Linked DNA regions of Homo sapiens: region 1 is linked to region 2. Evidence: chromatin loops called from intact Hi-C (ENCODE). Cell type or tissue: GM12878. All regions are shown on one strand. Each heading gives the region's core, and the rest is flanking DNA. Links, peaks and the distances in the headings are about the cores only.

Region 1 (8,289 bases), core at 1-8,000, 52 kb before region 2:
GATAACAAACGTCTCACAACCTCTTCTCTCTGAAGCCTGCTACCTAAAGGCTTCCTCTGCAAATAACAACCTGGGTCTCCATGATCCTTTATCCTAACCCAGACATTCCTTTCTGTTGATCCCAGGTCTTTAGACAAGCTCAACCAACTGTCAACCGGAAAATTTTTACATCTACCTATAGCCTGGAAGCACTCCCCACCCTTCAAGTTGTCCCACTTTTCTGGACCAAACCAATGTAATGTCGACAAAAAGAGTCAAACTCTGTAAAATATTTGAAGAGAGATTTATTCTGGGCCCAATATGAGTGACCATGGCCTGAGACACAACCCTCAGGAGGTCCTGAGAACATGGGCCCAAGGTGGTCATGGTACAGCTTGGTTTTACACATTTTAGGGAGGCAGGAGACATCAATCAAATACATTTCAAAATTACATTGGTTTGGTCCAGAAAGGCGGGACAACTCAAAGCGGGTGGTGGGGGATGGGGGGTGAGGGGGTTCCAGGCTATAGGTAAATTTAAACATTTTCTGGTTCACGGTTGGTTGAGTTTGTCTAAAGACCTGGGATGGATAGGAAGGGAAAGTTCAAGTTAAGATAAAGATTGTGGAGACCAAAGTTCTTTTGAAGTCTGATAGTGGCTGCCCTTAGAGACAATAGATGACAAATGTTTCCTATTCAGACCTTAGTTAATCTCTTTAGGACTGGGAGGGTCTGGAAGAAAAAGATCTAGCTATGTTAATAGAGATTCTTTGCAGATCCAAATTTTCCCCCACAAAGGACGCTCTGCAGGGCCATTTCAAAATACAGCAAAGAAACATGTTTTGGGGTAAAGTATTTTGATTTTCTTCCTTGTCTCATAATGTTATGCCAGAGTCGGGTTGGAAAGTAAGTCACAATATTTAGGGCTAAACAAAACCTGTCTGTTGAGAGTTTATGATTTGTAGGGCATGCGCAGACCCCTTAGATAGGAATTTGAGCAAGATTAAAAAAAACAACAACAGAGTTTAGGCCTTAGTATTTCTTAAATGTATTTGATTAAAGTCTCATGTCTCCCTAAAATATATAAAACCAAGCTGCACCCCAAACCTCTTGGGCACCTGCTCTCAGGACCTCCTGAGGGCTGTGTCACGGGCCATTTGTCAGTCATGTTCGGCTCAGAATCTTTTAAAATATTTTACAGAGTTTGACACTTTTTGTCGACACCCCCTTGGCCAAGAGGGGTCCCGTTCAGTCAGTGGTTGCGGGGGCGAGGCTAGGATTTCCTTCCTATTTCTCAGGGGAAGGCTCTTGCTTCTGCCTGCTGCTCACGTGTTGAGTGAGTTCCTCTGGTTGGCAGCTGGGCTTGAAACCGCCTTTGCAAAGTTATGACTGAGACAGTGAGAGATCTAACTTAGCCCACTCCACCTTGCTTCTAATCTCCAAGCTGTCCTTGTTCATTCCTGGGTGTTGGCTGAACTAACTTTGGGAGAAATTTAGTTGGTAGTTTATAGTTTAAACAAAGACAGTAACAACCCTTTCCCAAAGCAGACCACCTTCTTGCCTGGGGACTAGACTAACATTAGCCACAAGATTAGAAATTACAGTTTAGGAGTCATGTAGCCAGAGGTCATTTACAAGATTCTGACCCTCCCTGCACTTGATGGATCAGGTAGCACCACCCAGATCAATAAACTGGCTCATCTGATCTTGTGGCCCCCACCCAGGAACTGACTCAGTGCAAGAAGATGGCTTCGACTCCTTGTGATTTCATCCCTGACCAATCAGCACTCCTGGATCACTGGCTTCTCCCCACCCACCAAGTTGCCCTTAAAAACTCTGCTCCCCAAATGCTCAGGGAGACTGATCTGAGTAATAATAAAACTCCGGTCTCAGGCACAGCCAGCTCTGTGTGAATGACTCTTTCTCTATTGCAGTTCCCCTGTCTTGATGAATCAGCTCTGTCCAGGCAGCGGGCAAGGTGAACCCCCTTGGGCAGTTCCAGGCTCATGGCTTCGTTAGCTAGATTAAGTTCTACCGGCTCAAGTGCTAGAGGTCAGGAAGGGACCCTTCTCTGGAGCAGATCTGGGATCTTGCTTACAGGGCGTCTGTCCATTCTCCTGCCTTCCTCAGACGTCAGCAGCCCCTGTGTCTGTCCTCCAGACGACCCTGGGCTCCCTGGCCCTCCTCCACCTGCAGCTGCTGTGGCCTCGCTCTCAGGGTGGCCTGGCTCTCCTCTCCATCCCACTCCTGCAGCGGCCCTGATGCCTCTCTTACCCGATGTATGCAGTCTTTCTCAGGAGCCGTGGGGAAATAGAGCTGGCAGGCTGTTAGTGACTCACCAAGGCAGGGACCTCTGGGGATTTACATGCTCGTACCCATCCACATTGGGCCTTTCAAAGCCTTTTTTTATTTTTTGAGATGGAGTCTCGCTCTATTGCCTAGGCTGGAGTGCAGTGGTGCCATCTCAGCTCACTGCAACCTCTGCCTCCCGGTTCAAGTGATCCTCCTGCCTCAGCCTCCTGAGTAGCTGGGATTACAGGCATGTGCCACCAAGCCCAATTAATTTTTGTATTTTTAGTAGACACAGGGTTTTGCCATATTGGCCAGGCTAGCCTCGAACTCCTGACCTCATGACCCACCCACCTCAGCCTCCCAAAGTGCTGGGATTACAGGTGTGAACCACTGCGCCCAGTCTCAAAGCCTTTTTAAAAGCTCGGCTGTTTTCTTCCCTGATTCGTAATAGCTTCCTCCTGCAGCAGTTGCACAGAACCAAATGATGGAAAGGACTCATGGACATGCGCAAAGCACACTGACCTGGAGCTTTCACTGTGTGAGAAGAGACGGTCTTGACCTTCCTTCTTGGCTCCCGGCACAGAGCTCCTCAAGCCCTTGCAATTTCTCTGAGGGATATTGTTTTCTTGGGTTTTTTAATTATGTGTTGGTTTGTTTGTTTTTTGTTATTCCTAATAAGCTCCCTTAGATCACACTTGTGTTTATGTTAATGAGGTGACTTAGGGTGGGGCCCCTAGATGGCCTCAGGATGAGACTGGTGGTCAGAAAGACCCAGTGAGAAGAGCCTGGGAACTCAGCTCCAGGACAGGGAGGGCTGCAGGTGAGAGCTCTGCAAAACTGAATAGTGAGATCCCATCAGCTTCCAGTTGGTGCACACATCCCCCCGCCGGGAGAGCGATGACTCCGGCTCCACGGGACAAAGCTCCCACACTCAGGACCATCCTGGACCTCACCCTTGGTGCCTCTTCACCTAGGGGTTCGTCTGTGTCTCATCCTCTATAATAAACCAGTAAACATAAGCTAGTGTTTCCCTGTGTTCTGGGTGCTGTTCTAGCAGATTATCAAACCCAAGGAGGGTGGTGTTGAGTAAAGAAAAATAAAAATCTCAGAACCCCAAGCCCTCTCGCAAAAGCAGCACTGTTCCTCCACAGCCTGTGTTGCTGTGTGTTTCGCTTGCCAGGCCCAGGAAACGGCAAAGGCTTCAGGTGTCTCAGGACACTTCCTCCACAAATCACTCATAAATATGCGCTATGCTGGTTGCAAAACCTCTCAAGAAGTGCGTCCTGCCATCAACAAGGATGTGCCCGTTGTGACTTCAGGCCTGCAATCCAAGTCCAGCTCCTAAAACGAAAGTGTTCCATTCCACACTGATCATATAGATTATGAGTTTATCTTCCCAGAAGCAGAACAAAAACAAGATGACACCAGTCCCTCCTCCATCTACCCAGAGAGGTCTGCACAACCGACTCTTCCTTTAGTCCCTTTTTCTCTTCAAACGTTCACCTTACCTCATGTAAAATGTAGATTTACTGGGCACTAACTAAAGTCTCACAGGAATGCAATCATTTGCCTAATGCTTACCTGCCTCTTCCTACCTGCCTGCCCCCCTTTAAGGAAATGTATAAATACCAAACTTCCCAAAAATCTCTCTGGGAAAACAGCCACAGATGTGCCTGCATCTTGCATTTTTCTCAGGTGCGCCTTAAAGCAGGCTTAGTAAACCTTGATGGACAGAGAGCTTTGCCTCAGCCACTCATTTCAGGTATCAGTGTAAACCCTGATTTATAGCCCATCGGTTAGAAGCTTGGGAGGCTGGACTCGTGATTGGCATCTGTATTAGTCCATTTTCACACTGCCGATAAAGACATACCTGAGACTGGGCAATTTACAAAAGAAAGAAGTTTAATGGACTCACAGTTCTACCTGGCTGGGGAGGCCTCACAATCATGGTGGAAGGTGAAAGGCACATCTCACATGGTGGCAGACAAGATAAGAGAACTTGTGCAGGGAAACTCCCATTCATAAAATCATCAGATCTCGTGAGACTTATTCACTATCATGAGAACAGCACAGGAAACACCCACCCCCGTGATTCAATTACCTCCCACTGGGTCCCTCCCACAACACAGGGGAATTGTGAGAGCTACAGTTCAAGATGAGATTTGGGTGGGGACAGAGGAAAACCATGTCAGCCTCTGAAGTGGGGACAGTCTTGTGGGACTGAGCCCTTCGCCTGTGGGATCTGAAATGAACTCTGTTTCAAGATGGGAGTGAATTGCAGGACACCCAGCTGGTGTCAGAGAATTGGTCAGTGTGGAAAGAGGCAGAAAATTGAGTAGTGTGGGGAAAACCCGCACATCAGGAATGAGAGTGTTCTGTGTGAGAGTGTAGAGAAACTACGTTTTTCTCAGATTCATGCTGACAACAGAAGCAATACCACAGGTGGAAGAAAACAGAGAGGGCCTCTTTCTGGTCCAGCCACAGGGTGGAGGCCGTTTTTGACTTTCACCTTCCTCTGTGGGTCCAGCTCTCTCTTGCTTGTTGGCTCTGAGGATTATTTTATTTTTTCAACAGCTCAGTGACTTAAAAAATATATGTTTTAAATACAGCACTTTAAAACTTTATTTATTTATTTAGAGATGGAATCTCATTCTGTCACCCAGGCTGGAGTGCAGTGGTGCAGTCTGGGCTCACTGCACCCTCTGCTTCCCGGTTTCAAGCGATTCTCCTGCCTCAGCCTCCTGAGTAGCTGGGATACAGGCGCCCACCACCATGCCCGGCTCATTTTTGTATTTTTAGTGGAGACGGGGTTTCACCATGTCCTTTGAGAAGTTCCAGGTTGTGAATAGTGTCTAGTCAACCTTACTTACTAAAACAGAAACTCAGAAGCACATTCTAAAAATTCCGTGTTGTTGAGTTTTCACTTTCTTGTCACAGTTCCATCAGACACTCACGGCCTGCCATCCTGTGAGAAGGTGGCTTCCCGAGCAGCCTCCCGTGCTCTGCTGTTACAGACGCCTGGGTCTGGGGGCTCCAGCCTTGCAGCCCACCTCCTCCTCCGCCAGCTCCTGCCTTCCCTCCCCATGAGTCGAACATGCCGGACTTTGGTCTAGGCCCTCCAGCCTCCGGAACTGGGAGAAATGGTGTCTGTTGTTCCGTCTTCCAGGCTTACTCTGTGGGTTTTGTTCTGGCAGCCCGAGCTGACAGAGGCAGCAGGGAAGGGACAGTTGGGGGCCTGAAGCAGAGGTCTAGGTAGGGAGGTGTCACAAGAAGGCAGGAAGGAGGTGTCTTAGGATGTCTTCCAGGAGATGCTGTGGGATTTGGCGACTTGTAGGGGAGAGAAGCCCAAGGGGCCTCCCAATTCTGTATCCTGGAAGATGGGAAAGATGGTGATGCCCCAAGCCAAGTGGATACCACGGCTGAGTTGTGCCCCCTGGTACATACGTTGGAGTCCTCACTGCAGTATCTCAGAATGGCACCTTATTTGGAGATAGATCTTTACAGGGGTGATTAGTTAAAACGTGGACATAATGGAGTAGGGTAGGCCCTAATCTAATCTGTGTCCTTATACAAAGAGATGAGGACGCAGACACACACAGAGGGACAAGCACATGAGGATATAGGGATGGCGGCATCAGTAAGCCACGGAGGGAGGTCTCAGGAGGACCCGGCCCTGAGGCACCTCGATGGCAGATTCTGGCCTCCAAACTGTGAGACGATCCACTCCCGTTGCATAAGCCACATGGTTTGTGGGGCAGCCCTAGCAAACTCACACAGCAGGGAACGGGGGGTTCCCAAATGCCTGGGAGTGCGACTCTGTGAAAATTGTACATTTATCTAATCACACAGAAGTTGAAACAAAAGAATCACAACGCAAACTCGTGGGAGGTGTGGATCGTATTTATTTAGAAGATTCAGCCTAGGCACTTACAAGGCGAAGCCCTGGGGAAAGAAACAAGGCCAGGTCAGAGGTAGAAGAGGAGACTGGGCGCCCCTCCTCCTCAGGAGAGGATCCTGGGGTCTCTAATAATTCTGAGTCCTCTAGGTCAACTCCAAAAACAATCGGAGCTGTGGCAGCTCAGGCAGGATGAAGATGAAGGGTGGAGGAGCCAGGAGGTTGCAGGGACCGGGGAGAGGCGGCAGCAGGTCGGAGGATTCCAGTTTCAGTGTGTTTCCAGCAGGCTCACAGGAGGGGCCCAGGGATGTGGGATCTTGAAGCCCTGAGAAGGTTGAAGTGATGAGGTCAGGAAAGGAAGAGGGGATTCTGGGAGGGTTGATGGGCAGCACCCAGCATGCCAGAAGCCCTCATGACCTCAGAGGCTGAGCAGCTGAGTACTGAGCCCTGGACGCTAGGCTGCCTTAGTCCAGAGGAGGACAGACTCAGAGATGTGCTTCAGGAATTCAGGACACAGCTACAGTCATTCCTGGAGAGCCCAGATCTGTGGGACCAGCTGAGATTTGTAGGCAGAGCCTCAGATCTTGCACTGGCAGCAAATTGGGACACAGCAGCTGGACTGGGAACAGCAGGGCTTGCAGCAGCTGGACTGGCAGCAGGATGACCCACAGCCTGAAGAGCAGCAGCAGGGCTTACAGCAGCTGGACTGGGAACAGCAGGGCTTGCAGCAGCTGGACTGGCAGCAGGATGACCCACAGCCTGAAGAGCAGCTGCAGGGCTTACAACAGCTGGACTGGGAACAGCAGGGTTTGCAGCAGCTGGACTGGCAGCAGGATGACCCACAGCCTGAGGAGCAACAGCAGGGCTTATAGCAGCTGCACTGGGAGCAGCCACAAGAACCACAGCCTCCCTTGGAGCCCCCACAGGAGCCACAGTCCCCCTTGGAGCCCCCACAGGAGCCACGGCCCCCCTTGGAGCCCCCACAGGAGCCACAGCTGGAGCAGGAACAGGCTGGCACACAGCAGCACACGGGCTTGCAGCAGCAGATGGGCACACAGCAGCTAGAGCCACATCCCCCACAGCCAGAGCCGCAGCCCCCACAGCCGGAGCCACAGCCTCCAGAGCAGCCACAGCAGCCCATGGTTCTGGTGGGTTGAGGGTGGAGCAGGTAGAGGAGCAGGTGAGAGGGAGGTGTGCAGGTGTGGAACTCCCTGAGCCTGGGCCCTTTATATCCCTGCCCAGGTGTTTATACTGAACACATGAATACTTCTGTTGTTGTTTCTGCTATTTCACATGCACGAGTGTTATTTTTAATCTCTTCACAATCCCATGAGCCGCCATCAGCTCCAGCCAAGCTCTCCTTTCCTTGGTTTCTAAATTTGGCCTCTTCCTCATAGGTGTTTCCCTTTGTTAGAAGACACTGGGCTCCCTCTCCAGCAGGTGTCCCGGGAGCCTGGGAGACGGTGGTGGCTTGGCCAGCGGGTGGACCATTTTCCTTGGCGCTCAGGGCTCTCCTCAGCGATGCAGACCCTCCACCCCCTGGCATTGGTGTTTATATCAACGGTGGTCATTTTGTAAAAAAATTAAATAAAATTAAAACTAACAAAATAAGCTGAAAGAAAAGGCTGTCTATAGGTTCCACCGCTTAAAAATTTCCAGGATAAATATTTTGTCAAATTTGTAAAACACAGTTTTGAAGAGCGTGGATTTGAGTGTGGCCCTGGTTCTCCTTTGTCTTTCTTACCTCTTCTTCCTGTGGTTCGGCTCACTCCTCCAGACACGGATTAGACCCACGTTCCCTTCAGGCAAGCTGGGCTCACAGAGGGAACAGAGGAACGGGACCCTTTCTAATGCTTTCAAGTTTTCCTCAATTAAGTCTTTGTAAAAATTCCACAAATCAACAGATATGCTTCAAATTTATTCTCCTTGAAGGCTACAAAAATTTTGATTAGCCATCCTCTCTAATGTACTTTTATTTTCCGAAGATTAATTTTAATTTTATATTGAGGTAAAATTTACATGCAGTGAAATGCTTTTTTTTTGAGACTAAATCTCACTGTGTTGCCCAGGCTGGAGTGCAGTGGCATGATCTCGGCTCACTACAACCTCTGCCTCCCGAGTTCA
Region 2 (8,323 bases), core at 200-8,199:
AGGGTCACGGATCTAATTATAAAAATATTTTTTCTTATTCTATAAGCTTTTCTCTATTAAAAAAATGATTTTTTTTTTATTTTGCTTTTTAACATTTTTTGTTAAAAACTAGAACACAAACACATCCATCAGCCTGGGCCTGCCCTGGGTTAGGATCATCAGGCCTGGCAGAAATTCTCTCCAGCTGCGATGGCATGTCCTTGTAAATCGGAATCTTAAGGAGGTTACTAAAAAGCTCTGAGCACTAATACATGAGCTCAACAAGGTGCAGGGTATATGGTCAATATGCAAAAATCAACTGTGTTTCTCTATAAACTAGCAATGAACAATCTACACATGAAATTAATAAAACAATTCCACTCACCAGAGTATCAAAAACAATAAAATATTTTGAAATACATTTGGCAAAAGAAGTGCAACCTTAAATTCTGAGAACTAGAAAAAACACTGTTGAAAGACATTAGAGGCCGGGCTCAGTGGCTCACTCCTGTAATCCCAGCACTTTGGGAGGCCAAGGCGGGCGGGTTACTTGAGGCCAGGAGTCCGAGGCCTCATGTTCTGGCCAACATGGTGGAACCCCATCTCTACTACAAATACAAAAAACTTAGCGAGACATGGTGATGCACACCCATAATCCCAGCTACTCCGGAGGCTGAGGTAGGAGAATCGCTTGAGCCAGGGAGGTGGAGGTTGCAGTGAGCTGAGATTGTGCCACTGCAACTCCAGCCTGGGCAACAGAGTGAGACATTGTCTAAAAAAAAAAAAAAAAAATTTAGAGACAACTTAAATAAGTAAGACATTCCATGTCCCATGTTCATGGATCAGAAGAGTTCTTATGATTAAGATGGCGAAACTCCCCGAACTCCAAACTGATCTATAGTGTCATGCAGTCCCCGTCAAAACGCAAAAGCTTTTTTTTCTCCAGAGATTGACAAGCTGATCTCAAAATTCATATGGATGTTCAAGAGACTCAGAGTACCCAAAATCCTTCCTACAGAGTTATAATAATCAGGACAGCGTGGGACCGGCATAAGGAAAAACAGAAAAGATCTATGGAACAGAATTGAGTGTCCAGAAATAAATCCTACATTTACAACAAGGGTGCCAAGATACATCACTGGGGGAAAGGATCATCCTTTCAGCAAATGGTGCTGGGACCACTGGATATTCCCATGCAAAGGAATGAAACTGAAGCCCTTCCTCATACCACACACAAAAGTAACTCAACTAGATCACAGACCTAAATGTAAGGACGAAAACTAGAAAACGCTTGGAAGAAACTATAGCAGCAAGTCCTGGTGACCTAAGAGGCTGGAGTGTCATGGATTTTATCATAAAAAGCCCACAGCCACTTCCCCCAGCATCCACTAAGCTACCAACCACAGCCTGGGCCTCATCACGAAGGGCCAGCATGCAGTGGAGGAGTCGAGGGCAATTCTCCTCCTACATCGCTCTAAAACACGAGCAGAGATGCCCCTCCTGCCTGTGAGGAACTTGCGTTCCTCCGCCCGCCATCTGCTCTCCCTCCCCTCCCACCATGTCATCCTCTTTCTGGGGCGCCAACCATGAGGAAGTGAATTGAAGTGTCAAAGGCCAGGGATGTGACTGACACTGAGCCCTGGGCACCCAGGCCAGGGACCCAGTGACAGCGATGCAGCTGTCCTGGGGTCAGGAGGGAGGTAGGAAGAGCCAGCACCACCACACAGGAGGTGGGGAGGAGGGCAGGAAGCATCATGGCAAAGCCACCGCCATTACCTCGTCGGTCTGGGACACCTGTCCATCAGCCAAGGGCTCCAGCTCTGCGGTGGCCGGCGCCAACAGGATGCTGCAGCCAAAACACACAGAGGTCGGTCAGTGCAGCTGCGAGGGTGGTGTGAGCTCTGGGAGAGAATCCCCAGACTAAGTTTCCCGAGTACGCTGGTCCCGGCCACTCCGTTCACCGTGGGTAGGACGTCACCAAGGCTTGCGGTGCTGGGCTTTCCAGCGGGGGTGAGCATCCTGGGCTGAGGAGTGTGGGCACTGGTGTGGCCTCACGACCCCAGGAGGAGAGGCAGAGATGGAGGCACAGTGAAGGGCCAGTCCACTGGGCACCGGGCACACCTAGGTCGAGGGGACTCTGCTGTAGGGAATGTCAATGGCCTGTGCACTGCGCCACATTGAGGAGCACCCCTGGCCTCTACCTGCTAACACCCAGCACACCCCGTGTGGCGAAGCTAAGCATGTCTGCAGACGTTGCCTGATGTCCCCTGGGGGGCACAGTCACTCCAGTGAGGATAAGCAAAGAAGAAAACACATTCCCGTGGCAGGGAACCTCGGCAAAGGCCGAAGAAAGGTCCGGACACTGATCCATCTGCAGTCACTGCTAAAGCACAGGCGCTCTGCTCAGATGTGGCGAGCCTCGGCCTGCCAAGCATCGGCATGGGGACGGCAGGGAAGGGAGGCAGGGCAGGCGGGGGAGGCAGGAGGCCACAGCTCCGTGATCTGGCCGGAGCCGGGGGGCTGTGGAGGCACCACAGGAAGAAAGGGAGGCTTGGTTGCAGGCCTCAAGTGCCAGCTCAGGGGCAGGACCATTCAGCAGGCAACAGGAGCTACGAAGGAGCCTGAGTGTGGGCCAGGGTGGCCGGGGCCGTGCTGGGAGAGGAGCCCCGTGGCTGTGGAGCCACAGCCCGTGAGCACACTCACCTCTGCAGGGCAGGAAGCTGGAAGCGCTGGATGCAGAACTGGACGAAGGCCCTGAGGTCCGTCTTGCTGATCCCGCCTATGGGGTTGATGTCCGCACTGGAGCAGTCGTACTTGGTCAGGTAGCCCAGGAGACTGCAGGGAGAGGGAGAAAGAGCGCGGGTTCCCAAGGGGCCGCAGACTCCATCAACCCTGGCCAGCCAGGGAGTCGCTTCTTCCAGGGGCCCTGAAGCCAGAAGTGTGGCATATTCAAGCATCCCGGAGAAGTCCCAGAGCAACCCGCAAAGGTGGCAGAGGCTGCAGAGGACCCAGGAGGGCCTTTGAGTGCACCAGAGGAGACGCCGGGGATGGCAGGCAGATTTCGGGGGTCACCAGCACGGAGCTGGGAGCAGTCGTCTGAACAGAGCTGAGGGACAGAGGTCTTGGGGTGTCGGGAGTGAGCAGGGACTGGACACACGTGGACACTCTGCTGCCCGGGCGGCCGCGGGCCCCTCCCCTGCCTGTCAACTCTGAGGCCTGTGGTCGGCAGAAGAATCCATCTCTCACTAAGGTGCCCACGTCCTAATCCCCAGAACCTGTGACTCTGTCACCTCTCAGGGCCAAAGGGACTTTGCAGATGGACTCAGCTGGGGACTTGAGATGTGGGAGTGATGCTGGATTGCAGGGTGGGCCTGAAATGCAATCACAGGGGTCCTTAAAAGAAGGGGGTGAAAGTGAGAGTTGAGGGAGCCCTGACTGCAGGGGAAAGGCAGAGACGCGAGGCCGCTGGTGGTGAAGACGGAGGAGGCGTCGTGAGCCAAAGAAGGCGGGACTCCAGAGGCTGGAAATGGCGGGAAACAGATTCTCTCCAGGGTCTCCAGAAGGAACCCACTGTGTCCACACCTTCACTTGAGCCAGGGGACCCATACTGGACCTGTGTCCTACAGAACTGAGGGACCATAAATGTGTGTTGTTGAAGGCACAAACTTTGTGATCCTGGGTTACAGCCGTCCTTCTCCACCCCACCCCGCTGCCAACGCTGGTGCAGGCCTCCAGGTTCTCCACGGGACTCCTGGCTGACCACCCATCTCCTCCATACCAGGCCAGGCCAAGCCCTTCCACAGTCTGAATTCCCTCAATGGTGCCCTTGACCTTGCAAGGCCTTCCAGGCTGGCCCCTGCCTATCCCACCAGATGCATTTCTTGACACTCCCAAACTCACACCTCCGTGCCTTCTCACCCTTCCTGACCCTCACTGTGGTGCAATGTCGGGGGTGTAAGACCCCCAGGGTCCCAACAGAGGGACAGGTGAGACCCTGTGCTGCCTTCAGTGAGGGCTACCCCAGTCACCCCATCGCTCCCTGTCCTGTCCCGTCCAAAGCTCCTTCAGCAGGAGCTGGGATACGGGCCAGATGGGCCAGGGGAGATGACAGTCTCCATCTTAGCACTTTTTCTCTTCCATCCCCAGTAACTGCCAAGGACTGGGGAAATCCGCCGGGGCTGACTCAGAGAGCACAGTCTGGGGAAATCCCGCAGTGCAGAGCTCAGCTCAACCTGCGACCCGTGGGGCCAGGATGCTGCCTCATCTTGGTGGAAGGAAACTCCAGCCAGGAAGTGGGGACCATGGGGATGGGGAGGCACGGTTATAGGGGGAAAATTGAGGCAGACTTTTTCTGGTGAAATCAAGACTGAACTGGCGGACTGGTGAGACTTTGAAGCCAGCAACAAGTGTGGCCATAAATTTCAATACAGGACCACCGAGTTCCAGCAGCTGTCCCCTCCTCTCGCACTCTGCATGGACCTTTCCCCCAGGCTGGTCACTTCCATCAGCTGAAATCATGTTGTTAGAAGCCTAACTTCAACACAGCCTCTCAGCTCTGCATTCCCATGCTGACCCCAACTTAACCCTGCAGGGCTGGCTTCACTCTCCCCTCCCCTCCTGCTCTCTCTGGAACCTTCTCCTGGGCCTGCCTCTGAACCCACCCCTCCTGCTGCTGTGGGCGCGCTGGCCAGGCCCCCAGCAAAGCCACCCTCCTGCCTGGTCACCTGCTCTCATCTCCTCACCAGCAACATCCCCACTGTCCTGCACCAGCAAGTCCACTCCCTCTCTACTGGTCTTTTCTTGACAGTATCTTAAGGCAAATAAACAAATGGAGACCAGTCTGGGCAACAGAGTGGAAACAAAAAAAATTAGGCGTGGTGGTGCATGCCTACAGTCCCATCTACTTGGGAGGCTAAGGTGGGAGGATTGTTTGAGCCCAGGAGGTCAAGGCTGCAGTGAGCTGTGACGGTGCCACTGCACTCCAGCCTGGGTGACAGAGCAAGACCCTGTCTCTAATAATAAAGCAAACTCCTTTTCCTGTTCCCAGTGATCTCTGCAGCGCCTATCCTGCGCCTCCCCTCCCCTTCAAAGTGAAATTTCTGGAAACAGCTGTCTCTGACGTCTCACACCTCCCTCTGCCCGACACGCCGCACACTTTCCAAAACAGCTCTGCAGGTCTTCCAGTCCCCACTCAAGACCAGGCCTTTCAGGGAGACAATGATGGGCTCTCAGTCCTGGGGGAGTCATGACTCAGGGCTTCACGGGCTCTTCTCCACCCACCCTCGCCTCCCGCAGGCCTTTATGAAACCCACTTCTCAGTAGGGCCCTCCCTGGGCAAGCTGCTTACAAACTCCCAGCTCTCCCTTCCCCTCCTTGAGCTCTCTCGGCGGACGTTTCCTACAATACACATGTTATCTGCTGGGCTATCACTGTCTCCTCCCACTTGCAGAGAACAGGAATTGTTTCTGACTCATTCACACCACCGGGAAGAAAGCCTGAGGGAGGACAGGTGTCCAACAGGCCCCTGATGAGCAGACAGGGATGCGACTGAACTAGAATCAGAAGCAATTCAACAACAGAATTACAGGGAAATTTAAAAAAATCAACACTACACATTTGAGATTCTTGCCAGAACACAGAGGAAGAGAAGGACTGGCTGTGACCCGTGAGAAGAAGGCGGCAGAGGGAGATGCAGCATGGGAAACAGAGAGAAGGGCTTCAGTACTACATCATGAGGGGAGTGTCTGCAGCCACAGGGCCTTCTGTCCCGCAGTGAGAAAGGGGCAGCTGAGGGATTACGTTTACGTTTGCTTATTTTCTTTTCTTTTCTTTTTTTTTTTTTTTTTTTTGAGACGGAGTCTTGCTCTGTCGCCCAGGCTGGAGTGCAGTGGCGCGAACTCGGCTCACTGCCAGCTCCGCCTCCTGGGTTCATGCCATTCTCCTGCCTCAGCCTCCCAAGTAGCTGGGACTACAGGCACCTGCCACCACGCCCGGCTAATTTTTTGTATTTTTAGTAGAGACAGGGTTTCACCGTGTTAGCCAGGATGGTCTCGATCTCCTGACCTTGTGATCTGCCTGCCTCAGCCTCCCAAAGTGCTGGGATTACAGACGTGAGCCACTGTGCCCAGCCCGTTTGTTTATTTTCTAAATGGCATCTAGAGACCTTCCAGCTCCCAGAACCCAATCCCACCCTGGAAAAAAATACTTGTTTCTTTGTTAACATTTTAAATACTAGAAAATGATGGACAAGAGTTGTGAGGGGGAACTCTTACAACACAATTTTATAACAGATCAAATTCTTCCTCATCTACAAAAGCAATGCAGAGCCAAAGCAAACATCAATCTCCTCAACTACACCAGAGCTGAGAATATACACCAGCCGTCACACCCCTCCTGAAAAATCAGTCCCTTACAAAGGCACCAGAGGCACCAGAAAAGCAATGGTCAAAATATGCATGAGGAGGATGAGAATTTTTACACAGTATCAGGTGTTAATTTCAAATTTCTGTAATTAGAAAAATAAAATAGGACTTAAAAATAAAAAATCAGTTTTAAAAGAGAACACATCTGCAGACAGGCAAGGATGCAGAGTGATTAAGACACTCACACTCTTTGGGAGGCCAAGGTGGGCGGATCACGAGGTCAGGAGATGGAGACCATCCTGGCTAACACGGTGAAACACCGTCTCTACTAAAAATACAAAAAAATTAGCCAGGCGTGGTGATGGGCGCCTGTAGTCCCAGCTACTCGGGAGGCTGAGGCAGGAGAATGGCGTGAACCCGGGAGGCGGAACTTGCAGTGAGCCGAGATCGCGCCACTGCACTCCAGCCTGGGTGACAAAGCGAGACTCCATCTCAAAAAAAAAAAAAAAAAAAAAAAAAAAGACACTCACGCCATAGAAAAAAGGGAGGGATAGATGGATGGAAGGGAGGAAATGTGGACAGATGGGTCGATGGATGGACAAAGGGAGAGATGGGTGGATGGATGGGTTGGGTGGACAGATGAAATGGTGAATGAATACATGGATAGATGAGTGGATAGATGGACAGATGGGTGGATGGACAGACACATTGGTGGATAAATGGATAGATGGGTGGGTGGATGAATGCATGGATGGACAGGTGGGTGGAGGGATGTGTGGGTAGATGAATGGATGGATGAATGCATAGACAGATGGGTGAATGAATGGATGGATGAGTGGGTGAGTGGGTGGGTGGATGGACAGACAGATGGGTGGATGGGTGGATGGATGGATGAATGGATGGACAGACAGATGGGTGGATGAACGGACAGGTGAGTGGATATATGGATGGGTGGATACATAGATGGATAGATGAATGGACAGATGGATGGATGGGTGGATAGATGGATGGCCCAACTGATGGATGGATAGATGGATGCATAGACAAACAAATGAATAAATCACAAATAGTTTTTGAAATCCCTCAGCTCCTAAGGAGCAACTAAGAACAGCACAGACGAGCTGAGAGGGATAGAGGCTCACCTAAGGGAAGTGGGGAAACCAAGGCTGGAAAAGAATTTCTAGCAGCCTCCACTGCTGGACTTGAGGGGCAGCTTGAATTTTATCCAGAAAACAACAGGGAGGCTCTGAGTTTTGTTGAACAAGGAAGCAATATGAGAAGGGGAGTATTTTCAGTCCACATAAAAAATGAACTCTGGTTTGGAGGTAAAAACTAGCTGCAAAGGAATGACTTAAGACACAGTGGAACAGCCTAGAAGAAAGAGGGGAGCCTGACCATGGCAGAGGGCGGTGGGAAGATGAATTTGAGGCGCAGTAGAGATGAAGAACCACAAGGCTGATGAAAGTGGTGAGCGCCCAGAGCCACCTGCAGGAACGTGATGCTGATCCGCTCTGCCACTCGGGTTGGGTGAAATTCTAGAGGAATGATGTCATTCCAGGCACCAAACCCGCCATGAAAGGCACAGGATGATAGAATCTCACAGCGTATCACCTTCAGAGACCTGAGAGGTTCAGGGGCCCACCACCACGTGCCACTGGGCCACACTCACCTCTCATCCACGTTGGCGGATCCCAGCACGAGGAGCCCACCGTGGACACCCCGAGACCAGAGGCTCAACTGAGCAAACAGATAGGCGAGGACCATCCGTATTCGAGCCTGGAAAACACAACAGAGGAAATAACGGGTTCCCTTGCAAAGGAACACGGGGGAGACGCACACCCACAAACTCTTGAAAACAAGAAAATTAAAATAGCTTAGGAGCTCTCTAGCGTTCGGGGAACATCAGAGTCTCAGAGTCCCACAGTGTCCCGAGGCCTTCCTCTCGGGGTGGTCCCACCTCCACAGGGCTCACACAAGCTCAG

The links. A loop is a pair of places that touch in the nucleus more often than their neighbours do. Peaks named below come from ENCODE experiments on the same cell type or tissue, not always from the same donor. Only the 100,000 strongest peaks of a DNase experiment are listed, where the experiment ranks them.
Region 1: it touches region 2 in a loop (9-fold over the local background); 2 of 110 quality-filtered maps call a loop at or near these places.

The regions. Positions count from the first base shown.
Region 1 is chr11:71,537,073-71,545,361 of GRCh38, reverse strand. KRTAP5-8 (keratin associated protein 5-8) reads right to left here and starts at 7,337. Exons shown (of 1, transcript NM_021046.3): 1 at 6,153-7,337. The coding sequence starts at 7,306. The coding sequence ends at 6,743. In GM12878, for the core only: no CTCF peak of the experiment used is centred there; DNase peaks (open chromatin) are centred at 1,851, 4,601 and 5,151; H3K4me3 peaks cover 251 bases; H3K27ac peaks cover 2,971 bases.
Region 2 is chr11:71,485,336-71,493,658 of GRCh38, reverse strand. It overlaps NADSYN1 (NAD synthetase 1), which reads right to left. Exons shown (of 21, transcript NM_018161.5): 16 at 8,011-8,117; 17 at 2,683-2,814; 18 at 1,756-1,825. Among named protein-coding and RNA genes, the nearest start is that of MIR6754, 16 kb to the right of the region's middle. RefSeq lists enhancers at 4,947-5,717, 8,005-8,323. In GM12878, for the core only: no CTCF peak of the experiment used is centred there; a DNase peak (open chromatin) is centred at 4,198; H3K27ac peaks cover 1,306 bases.